Linked DNA regions of Homo sapiens: region 2 is linked to region 1. A link is a contact called in ENCODE Hi-C or POLR2A ChIA-PET data. All regions are on one chromosome and are shown on one strand. The core of a region is the stretch at or near the end of the contact, and the rest is flanking DNA. Distances in the headings are between cores, read along the strand shown. Region 1 overlaps FBXO34 (F-box protein 34). Region 2 overlaps FBXO34 (F-box protein 34).

Region 1 (5,773 bases), core at 1,710-4,209:
TGCAGGAGGAGCTACCAAACACTTACAAAACCATCAGATCTCGTGAGAACTGACCTCACTGTCATGAGAACAGCATGGGGGAAACCACCCCCACCATGATTCATTTACCTCCATCTGCTCCCTCCCTTGACATGCGGAGATTATGGGGATTATAATTCAAGATGAGATTTGGCTGGGGACACAAAGCCTAACCATATCACATATACTAGAAACTGTGTGTGTGTGAGACAGGGTCTTGCTCTGGCATGCAGGCTGGAGTGCAGTGGCATGATCACAACTTACTGCAGCCTCAACCTTCCTGGCTCAAAGTGATCCTCCTAACTCAGCCTCACAGGCAGCTAAGACCACAGGCATGCCACCATCCCTGGCAATTTTATTTTTTATTTTAATTTTTTTGAGAGCTGAGGTCTCCCTTTTTTGCCCAGGGTGGTCTGGAACTCCTAGGCTCAAGTGATCCTTCCAGTTAGGCCTCCCAAAGTGTTGGGATTACAGGCATGAGCCACAATGCCCAGCCCTGAAAACCTGTAATTTAGTGTTGGGAATAATAAAGATATGAAAAAAAAATGGATTTTGTTACCACCTTAGGGCACATTCTAGAGTTTATTGTGTTTATCAGTTTCTCACAACTTAAGTGGAAACGGTCTTAACAGTGCTTTGACAGACTGTAGCCTTGCAGGGGGAAACCTAATGTGAGATAGTTAACCAAATACACACCTTGGTGTAAACTACTGAGCTACCTCCCAGAAGGGAAGCTGCTATCTTCCTGAGGTGTGCTAGATTGGGTATCACATAAATGTTTTGTCTCCCCTTGAGTCTGTTCCCTGGGAATGGATTGGGTATCATTATGACATAGGAACAGCTGAAAATAAGGGAGTTACAGATGATTTTGAATATCAGACAGTAGTAACAGGTATGTATAAAATGATAGATGATAATATTAAATTTTGATTATACAGCAATAAATTTTTGTTGTAGAAAAATTGGAGAATACAACAAATGAAAGAAAAAAACCTTGTTGGAAAAATTTAATCTGAAAAAAGAACTAAAACATTTTGAACTTTTATCACTATTCTTATCCTTTTATATTGTGTTTTTCATTGAAGTATTAAATGTACATAGTTTAGTTGATAGCTGTTTAAGACTTGTTTTGAAAAGTGTCAGTCTTTCTCCCACTTCATCCCCCCACTTCTCCCTCTTGGAGGCTTGCTTTTAGCTTATTATTTTTGCATTTACCTCCATGTTCTTAACAGCATTCTTGTATTCTGATTTCTTGATTTCTCAGCTTCAGGTATCTTTTGATTTCCATTGTGGCACTTGAGGATTTAGTTCTTTTTTCTCATCCCCAGGAATGTTTTTGTCCCCCCATTTCCCTGGTATAGGTATTTATAACATTGCTTAGACTAGTATTCTAGTATTCAGTGTTGACACATTAAGACTGAAAGTGCATGTTAAGATTCACAGTTAAGCCATGTAGTAATTGTGACTACTTTTACTTTATTACTTTTGGTTTTCCATGAAATTTATGTTTTTCTTTATTGTTTACTTTTCTGTTAACTTCTCACTAATTTATTTCAAATTGTAACTTGTCCTTATTTACTTTCAGGAAAGTCAGACACTTCAAGTATTCTATTATCTTCATATTCCTGAAGATGTGTTCCCATCTGGACTGGTTGCCTACTGGTTTTATGTATACCTGTTATCCTGGGACTTCCCTTTACCAGCACCTTAGAGATATTCATTACCTCTTTGTATTGGATTACCTGTTTTTTAGATTTCATGTCTTCTTTCTTGGTTTAGTCTTTCATCTTGGCAGAACAGGTTCTCCAAGTAGCTGCCTGTGAAAGGGTTTATGTAAGTTAAACTTTGAGATCCTAATAGGCTGAAAATGTCTTACTCTGTTCTTACTCTTAATCGATTGTATGGTTGGGTATAAAATTTAGCTTGAAATTTTCCTTTGGAATTTTAAAGGGAAGTTCCATTGTTTTCTAGTTTCTTCTATGCTTCCTGCATTGCTCCTGAAGACCTAAGCCATTCTGATTCCTGATTTTTCATGTTATCAGTTCTTTTCTTTGTCCCTCAGCATTAGACATTTCACAATAATGTGCCTTAATGTGGTGAGGTACTTGATGCTGAGTACTTGAGGAATCCTTTCCATCATTGTGAGTAATTATGAACCCCTGCAATCTGGCAACTACTTTTGCATTATTTTGTTGATGACTTTCTCCCCTCCTTTTTTCTTCCTTAGTTTTCTCTTGAACCTTGTTATTCAAATATTGAACATTTTGGACTGGTCTTCCAATGTTTTTCTCCTTTTCTATTGCGTTTTTCATTTCTTTGTATTTTTTTGAGCTTTTCATTTCTACTGAGAAAGCATGCTTGTGCTTGCCCTGTATCACCTTTTAGTCTTCTTTTTTTTTGGTAGCATACTGCTCTTCTTATTTGAATATTTTCTCTTATATTTCTGAAAATAATAATGATTTCTTTTTCTCCAGAGGTTTCTTCTGCCTGCATAGTCTCTATCAGGAATTGACTACATAATTTGCAGGGCTGAGTACAGGATGAACATGTAGAGTCCCTTGTTCAGCATTTGTTAAACAATTCCACTACAGGCTGGGTGCAGTGGCTCACACCTGTAATCCCAGCACTTTGGGAGGCCAAGGTAGGTCTATTGCTTGAGCTCAGGAGTTCGAGACCAGACTGGGCAAAATGGTGAAACCCTGTCTCTACAAAAATAAAAAAAAAAAAATTAGCTGGGTGTAGTGGTTCACACCTGTAATCCCAGCACTTTGGGAGGTAGAGGTGGGTGAATCCCTTGAGCTCAGGAGTTTGAGACCAGCCTGGGCAACATGGCAAAACCCTGTCTCTACCAAAAAAAAAAAAAAAAAGCCTAGCACAGTGGCACATGTCTATAGTCCCACCTACTCAGGTGGCTGAGGTGGGAGGATCACTTGAACCTGGGTGGTTGCAGTGCATTGAGCTGAGATCATGCCACTGCACTACAGCCTGGGCAACAGAGCAGGAACATCTCAAAAAAAAAAAAAGCCATAAAAGAATTTCAAGACGGCAACAGCAGAGCATTAAACCGATTTTCAGACTCAAAGTCCACGGCTCTGCATGACTGGCCAAGTCACACGCCTATAAAGTTGATCCTGCTCTCTTTTTTCCAACTTGTTTTTCTTGTTTTTATCTCTATCTTTTATGCTAGAGATGTCTAGCTGTTTGCTCATATTCAATAGTGAGATTCTAAAAAAACTGATTAGAAGCTCTGAATATGCAAGTACGGCTTATCAACTAAGCTTCACTGGGGGATGATCTGGCTGGCAAATTTAGACTGGGGAATTTTTCAGTATCTCTGTGTTTCTCCTTTTAGAATAATGGCTGATCAGATTTCCCACAGAAGTCTCTTCCAGTTTCCCCTCCCTGGAAGTCAAGGCCTTACTGTGTCAGCCTTTTGGGAAGGGGTAGAGTGGGCTCGGGTCAGTGGTGTGTTAGAGCTGGTTCATACTAGCTTATCAGAGCCAATTGTTAAATTTTCAGAAATTTTGCAAGCCAGTTGCTAAATGTAACAATTATTTAAAATTATACAAATTTGTAGTTAAATAAGTTATATAAAAAGCCAAGGTAAATGTAAAAATTAGCCAGGCGAGGTCGTGCATGCCTGTGGTCCCAGCTACTTGAGAGGCTGAGGTGGGAGAAGCCCTTGAGCCCGGGAAGGCAGAGGTTGCAGTGACCCGAGATTGTGCCACTGCACTCCAGCCTGGGTGACAGAGTGAGACCCTGTCTCAAAAAAAACAAAAACAAAAACCAAAAAACGGTAATAAATACTAAAAACTCATCACTTTCTAATTGTTTTGTTACATTTTGTTATTATGGATGCTCTCCTATTCTGTTTATATGGTGAAATACTGTATAGTAATATATACTGTGCATCTCTTCTGAACTGTGTTCAGTGACATCATTTAGTAGCTTGAAGCTGCCATGGTAAGATATTTATACCGCAGAATCAGCAAATACTACAAACAACTGCCCTCATTCTCCCCATTACCCCTTCCTTTAGCCAGCTGGTAAACATTTACCAACCCACCATGGAGTGGGATCTGGCATGCACATGTTCACTTAAACTGTCCCACCTTACATCGTGATCCCTGGTCCAGATAATCCTCTGTTTTAACCCTCTGCAAAGATTATCTTCAGCCTTGTGCAAGGGTAGGTATTTGCCTGCCTGCCTAAGAGTAAGAAAGGGAATATGGGAATTGGATTGCATTTCAGAAACATTTTCTATTAATCCCTCCTGTTTTATCTTCTACTTTTAATTTCTGAACGTTTTGTAAGAGAATGTTCCCTGATGCTTACCTTAGGGTTTGGCTTTATTGGGGGTTATCTGAGTTCTTTAACTCTTACTCATTTATTTTTCAGCTTTTAAAGTTTATGGCTATAATCTCCAGTTCTTTTTGACCTGTGAGTTTATGTCTTTACATTTCCCTAGGTCTTTGGGGAAGGATCAACAAAGAGCTATGTGTTTAGTCTACCATCCTTAACCAGAAGTCTGGGACATAATTCTTTATAAAAATAGGTAAATAACTTAAACAATTTAAGTTCTAAATAGGCATAGCCAATCCCCTGTTGGTTTGCAAGTCATATATATATATATATATATATATATATATATATATATATATATATATATATATATATATATATATATATATATATATGCAGTCAGTAACTTTTTTTTTTTTTTTTTTTTACTGATTCTGGGGTATTTTTCATTTCCTTAAAGAAGTAACCATCTATATGTGGTTGTTCAACTACATGACTTGTATTTTTTTTTTGTTTTTGTTTTTATTTTTAGAGACAGGGTCTTGCTATGTTACCCAGGGCTGGTCTCAAACTCCTGGCCTCAAGTGATCCTCTTGCCTTGTCCTCACAAAGTTTTGGGATTATAAGGCTGAGCTACTGTACTGGGCTTTATCAGTTTTTTATATTTTTTATATGGATGTATGAGGAGATAAGAAAACACACAAAATAGTTTCAGGTCATATTGTTTGGTCTTGAGAATTGGAACAATTAGTATTCCATTGTCTCTAATTCTTCAGCAATTCCAGTTGCCCATCAGTAGCTGGATCTGGTGACCTGGTCATCTCACTCGCTCTCAAGTAGGCATTTATTGCTCTGTTATCCAAGACTGGAAGATTGAGTCTTCCAGTCTTGTGACTGTCTCCATGGGATTTCATGTTATTGAGTTGGTTAGACTCTCATTGTGCTTAATTTCACACTAGGTCATCTCACAGTCCACTAAGTTCTCCTTTGTCTATTTGTTGATGGTTTTGTTGTTGATGGCCAGTGTAGAAGGGTCATAGGATATGAAGGTGGAAATTTAAGTAGGAAAATTTGCCTATTATTCCTATGGATTAAGAAGGGGGAATGTGGGTCTGTTAGGCACTTAAGAAACTCCTGGATTCCTTTATTGAGGAATGCACATATTTACACTTTTTTTAAAAGAAGATTTTTGTGGTTCAAGACAATGACAGCTGTATCTAAAAGAAATAAATACCTGTTCAAGTTTCTTTTGACACTGTACCTATCATACAGTGTACATGTGATCGATTTTTAGGTGAACCTTCTCTTTCAAAGTTGTGAAGATGGTAATTATTTTTAAAAATCCAGTATACAGAAATATCCAGTTGCCAAATTTTATTAAGCATTTATATAGAAAGGACTTCTGGCAACAACTTTTTGTTCTTCTTCTTTCCATTCTGTCCTTCTTCCCTCA
Region 2 (5,773 bases), core at 2,121-4,620, 37 kb after region 1:
GCGAAGAAGAAGGACCACTTGATATCTGGGCTGTTGTGAAACCTGGAAATACCAAGGAAAAAATTGCATTCTTTGCATCCCACCAGTGTAGTAACAGGATAGGATCTATGAAAATAAAAAGTTCCTGGGATATTGATGGGAGAGCTACTAAGAGAAGGAAAAAATCAGGGGATCTTAAAAAAGCCAAGGTACAGGTGGAAAGGATGAGGGAGGTTAACAGCAGGTGCTACCAACCTGAGCCTTTTGCATGTGGCATTGAGCACTGTTCTGTGCACTATGTGAGTGACAGTGGGGATGGAGTCTATGCTGGGAGGCCTCTGTCAGTTATACAGATGGTTGCCTTCTTGGAGCAAAGAGCCAGTGCTCTGCTAGCTAGCTGTTCAAAAAACTGCACAAACTCACCTGCAATTGTGAGGTTTTCTGGCCAATCCAGAGGTGTGCCTGCAGTGTCTGAGTCCTATTCTGCCCCAGGAGCTTGTGAAGAACCCACAGAAAGGGGAAATCTTGAGGTTGGTGAACCACAGAGCGAACCAGTCCGTGTCCTTGACATGGTAGCCAAGTTGGAGTCTGAGTGCCTGAAGCGGCAGGGCCAGCGTGAGCCTGGGAGCCTCTCAAGGAATAACAGCTTCCGTCGAAATGTGGGCAGAGTATTGCTTGCAAATAGCACTCAGGCTGATGAAGGCAAAACAAAGAAAGGCGTCTTGGAGGCACCTGACACTCAGGTGAATCCTGTGGGGTCTGTATCTGTGGATTGTGGCCCTTCAAGAGCTGATCGTTGTTCTCCTAAGGAGGACCAGGCCTGGGACGGTGCTTCTCAGGACTGCCCCCCATTGCCAGCAGGAGTGAGTTTCCACATAGACAGTGCAGAGTTAGAGCCGGGTTCGCAAACTGCCGTGAAAAACAGCAACAGATATGATGTGGAAATGACAGATGAACTCGTTGGGTTACCTTTTTCCTCTCATACCTATTCCCAAGCCTCTGAATTGCCCACAGATGCTGTTGATTGTATGAGCAGAGAGCTTGTGTCCCTTACTAGCCGAAATCCTGATCAAAGAAAAGAATCTTTGTGCATTAGTATCACTGTGTCCAAGGTAGACAAAGACCAGCCTTCCATTTTAAACTCCTGTGAAGACCCAGTTCCAGGGATGTTGTTTTTTTTGCCACCTGGTCAGCACTTGTCAGACTATTCCCAGTTGAATGAAAGCACAACAAAAGAGTCTTCAGAGGCCAGCCAGCTTGAAGATGCTGCTGGGGGTGACAGTGCATCTGAGGAAAAAAGTGGGTCTGCTGAGCCATTTGTACTGCCAGCCTCTTCTGTGGAAAGTACATTACCAGTGCTTGAGGCATCCAGTTGGAAGAAGCAGGTGTCGCATGACTTCCTGGAGACCAGGTTTAAAATCCAGCAGCTTTTGGAGCCTCAGCAGTACATGGCTTTTCTGCCCCACCACATTATGGTAAAAATCTTCAGGTTACTTCCCACCAAGAGTTTAGTGGCCCTTAAATGTACCTGCTGCTATTTCAAGTTTATCATTGAGTACTACAATATCAGGCCAGCAGATTCTCGCTGGGTTCGAGATCCACGCTATAGAGAGGATCCTTGCAAACAGTGCAAGAAAAAGTATGTGAAAGGGGATGTGTCCCTGTGCCGATGGCACCCCAAGCCCTATTGCCAGGCATTGCCCTATGGGCCAGGGTATTGGATGTGCTGCCACCGGTCTCAGAAAGGATTCCCTGGCTGTAAGCTGGGGCTTCATGACAATCACTGGGTTCCTGCCTGCCACAGCTTTAATCGGGCAATCCATAAGAAAGCAAAAGGGACTGAAGCTGAAGAGGAATACTAAAGTCCATGTGAGAGGCAACAAAAGGACCGGTTTCTAAAGCTGCAAAACACCTAGATACACCGTTCAAATGAGCGTAGCCCCCTGAGTCATCACTCTAGAAGAATCTGTACATCATCAGGACTGCATTGCTCAGGCATTTTCTAAACTCTAAATTTACGAGCTGTACAAAAAAATTGGTCTTGTTGTTTATAGTGGCATCTCATGTTTGAACCCGGGTGGTATCCCACAGTTGGATTCAGTTGGCTGTGAATAACTGCCTGTTTTCCTAAATCAAACCCATCCTCAAAGGATGAAGACTCACCACCATCCAGGACATTCAGAAGAGTTCACTGCAGATGCTGCAGGTAGTCCTCAAAAATGGGTTCCAGAAATGTTTTGAGCACTGGCAACATATTTGAAATAAGTGAATATTGTCCTGTGAAAAGAATAGCAGGACTTTTAGATGAAAAGTATTCTTAAAAAGAAAAGTCAGGCACCCCACCTTAGACCTCGTATGCTTGATCCTGTGAGATTGATGTTTGTGGCTGGAGGTGGATTTCATGCCCTGTGGTGTTTACAGTGTATATAATGGTTGTGTTTTCATGGGGCTATGAAAGTGCACGTTAAACCTGAGCGCCTTTACCTTTAGATGAGTGCTTTGGCCCCTCTGTGAATAGCACGATTAAAATCCAGTTGTATATAATGGACAGCTAACGGAACAATATAATCACCACAATGCAGCTAGGATAGTGTTGCGGCTATAATTTTGTGTTTTTTTTTTTTAATTGTCTAGTCTTAAATTTGTACATCTTGTATAAAATATGAATGTTTCCCAAATAAACTATGAATGTTTCCTGTATAATATATGAATGTTTCTGAGAAGAAACTCTAAATAGTTGAAAGGCTAACCTGCTCAAAGGATACCAAATAATGGTTTAACTGGACAACCTGAAAATTAGCATAGAAAACAATCCTTTGTTATATTTTAGTGATCCACAAGATTGAGAAAATATTATATAGTTAGATAATAACATTCTTGTCTACTTTATCCTGTCTGGTTACAAAATTTTTTAAAACTTAAATAAAAACATGCATCTTAAATGGAACCCAAGTTTTGCAAAGATTTTTTCTCCTGTTTTGATACAATGTTGAAGAAGGTTCTTGTGAATTGAATCATAAGAATTTTTTAAATTGTTTTGAATTGTTGGAGATAAAGTGTTTTTTTCTGCCACGGAAGAGGCCATCTTCACTTAACATTGAAGTTTAAATTTTTGCAACCTGTCAGTTCTTCCGTTTGTTGTCTGTTCACAACCATTGTATTTCCTGTTCGAGTGACGTATTATCTAGGAGATTCTTACAGCTTATCTAGGCGTCATCATTTGGGAGTCACTAAGGATCTATTCAAGCCTGTAGCTGCTTAGTGCTTGGTGGGGTTGGGAGGTGTTGGACCCCAGAAAGCTGCTGTGGGTGGAAGATCTAAAAACTAGGCTGGCTTGAAATCGAGTACCCACCAAAAAGCCTTGAGACCAGTGTCGGCTGCAGGCTGTGGAGAAGGATGGTACGTGCTCTAGGGGAGGCGCTGTGCTGGGCTGATGTGCTTGGTGACATGGTAGGCTGCAGCCTCCAGGCTCATCAGATTTGTCTGTGACACGGGATCAAGAGGAGGCTGAGAATAGCTTTTCCTTCAAGAGTGTTTTTCCTTATGACTCACCCAGGTGAGGCATGTTGGAAAATGCTTCTAAATCCTAGCTGTCCCCTTGGTTGAGGTTTCCAGTGTTTGTCCTACTCCCCTTGTATTTGCTGTAAACTGGCCATCTCAGTAGTGCCTTCTTAATTGGTTTGTTATGATTCATAATTTAGGTTTAAAGGAGATCAACATAAAGGACCTAGAGTACAGCTTGCCTGTAGACGTCAGCTATGGCTGACATTGACTATGGCTCTACACTGGCCCAGCCTGGACACTGGATAAACAACTCTCTTGGTTGGTTTTCACAGATCAGCCACTCTTGATCTGGTTTTCATGTGGGACACAAAGCTGTGACTGCGTGAGGGGTTAAAGTGACCAAGAGCAGAGGGCACAGTAAGTATGTCCCAGCCCCAGTTGGCATGCAGTACTTGGGTCCCTCAGAAATCGCCGGTTATCTGTTTTGAACTATGTGGCAGGACCTGGTTCCCGGTGCTGTCTGCATGAAAGGTGGAGGATTAGCAGGTGGCATCAGAGGACACCCCCTCCCAGGGCTTCATTTCTAGGCAAGTGTAGCTTTCCTCTTAGGTGAAAGATGCTGTTCTTCAGGGCCCCCTAGTGCCAAGCTGGTGAAAACAGCAGGCTTTTAAAATGTCTCCAGTAGTGTGCCGCACTACCTGCTTTCCTGCATTGCTGTAGGATCACAGAATTCAAGAAAGGACATGATAGTGTGTCAGTGTGGGCACCAGCACCCTAGCCTCTCCCCACTGCACCCCTGCCCCCACCAAAAAAGAGAAAACCTCCCCCCTCAGCTTTTCTTCAGGGACTCAGTACACCTGGCTTAGTTTTTTTCTCTCCTACCTCCTACTTCAAGCCCTTACTTGATCATCTGAAGCAAAAACCAGAACCAGGGAAACTAGAGGAGGAGTCAGGGAGCTGCTGCTCCTATTCCTGGAGTGGTTCACCTCTCCCCTGCCCAGTGGATGGTCCAGACCCAAGGAAGGAGTGAATTGAAAGCTAAGGAGGGGCTCAGGTAAGAGTAACATTTGCTTTTTTAGGCTCTCTTAAATGACTCCAGGTTAAAACAGACATACGAGAGGACTGTTCAAACCCTAAGCACGTTGGTGGCTCTGTGCTTAGGAGATACCTCTTTTGGAACCCAACCCTATGCCCCTGCTTGGCTGGGTGCCTTTCAGCGCCCTCTGCACATCTGCCACCACATGCCCCTCTTCTTGTCTGTCACCGTATCTTTGGCCCTCCCCATCTGTAGGTTCTGCATCGCAGATTCAACCAGCCTCAGATTTAAAATACTCAGAAAAAAACATTGTGTTTGTACTGAACATACACACTTTTTTTCTTGTCATTATTCCCTAAACAATACAAGCATAACAACTGTTTACATTAGGTATTATAAGCAATCTAGAGGTGATTTAAAGTAGATGGGAGGCTATGCATTGGTTATATGCAAATACTAAGCCATTTTCCATCAGAGACTTGAGCATCTGCAGATACCGAGGGACCACTGTGGAGCTTGCCCACCCACTGCACTCAACTCAGAGGGCATCGCCCACAGTGCCTCACACAACACACTCTGTAAAATGTGTGCATTCCTCTCGAGTGACCATTTTAATGTGAGGAGTGCCTCCAGGACCTGACTGCTCTGGGCCATACCATAATTTTCTGTTTAGTATGAGAAACCTGACAGGGAGGTAAAGGGGTCTTGGAGGACCTTGTCCTCTGGCCATAGCTGGTCTCATGGGAGCATCCTTGGTGGAAACTCCCACTGCAGCTATGTGGGGTTTGCTCGGTACCTCTCATTGTGCATCTGGTATAACCTCAGTTCTGTTAGCACCAGTAGTAGCTCCCCTAGCAGCAGGCTCTGAGCCGGTGGTTATGTTATGACCTAGAGGTTCCCTTCCTGGGCTTTGTCCAATCACCGCTTCTAACTTGGACTTGTCAGTACCTTCGTGCCAACCTTTTTGGACCAGCTTGGGGCACTGTTTTTATGTGAGTGTTCCCAGGTATTTTCCATAGCTCCGTTCCTTCTTCACTCAGCAGACTGGCTGTTTGTCCTCCTTTATCTACAGCCTGATACAAAAACATGAAATTAGCCTGCACACTGCGAGCCCTTCTTTTGTGTACACCACCGACTAAACCAATGAGAGCTGATGTTATCTAGCTGTATGTCGGGTATGCCTCGTTTAAAGGCATTCTCTACTGTGCAGTGTCTGACACTTGGGGAATCTGATTGTTTCTGGGGTTGGTTTGT

Evidence for each region. A loop is a pair of places that touch in the nucleus more often than their neighbours do. ChIA-PET counts read pairs that join two places held with the same protein, here RNA polymerase II (POLR2A). Pooled maps may share reads with other maps.
Region 2: a map of Caco-2 shows a loop between it and region 1 (4-fold over the local background). The contact joins two enhancer-like sites. A Hi-C loop is called at or near these places in 6 of 168 maps with a recorded cell type or tissue (CD4-positive, alpha-beta memory T cell, Caco-2, Calu3 and 2 more), 2 of 37 single-sample maps with no recorded cell type and 5 of 50 pooled maps. POLR2A ChIA-PET finds 5 or more read pairs at or near these places in 8 of 52 experiments (CD4-positive, alpha-beta T cell, Caco-2, HepG2 and 5 more).

The regions. Positions count from the first base shown.
Region 1 is chr14:55,313,697-55,319,469 of GRCh38, forward strand. All of the region lies in intron 1 of FBXO34 (F-box protein 34), which reads left to right. Among named protein-coding and RNA genes, the nearest start is that of FBXO34-AS1, 45 kb to the left of the region's middle. Within about 2 kb of position 2,960, at least 3 of the 41 ENCODE cell types and tissues checked have a DNase peak (open chromatin) inside an H3K27ac peak, as active enhancers do.
Region 2 is chr14:55,350,686-55,356,458 of GRCh38, forward strand. FBXO34 (F-box protein 34) reads left to right here. Exons shown (of 2, transcript NM_017943.4): 2 at 1-2,926. The coding sequence ends at 1,841. Among named protein-coding and RNA genes, the nearest start is that of ATG14, 58 kb to the right of the region's middle. RefSeq lists an enhancer at 3,858-3,947. Within about 2 kb of position 3,371, at least 10 of the 41 ENCODE cell types and tissues checked have a DNase peak (open chromatin) inside an H3K27ac peak, as active enhancers do.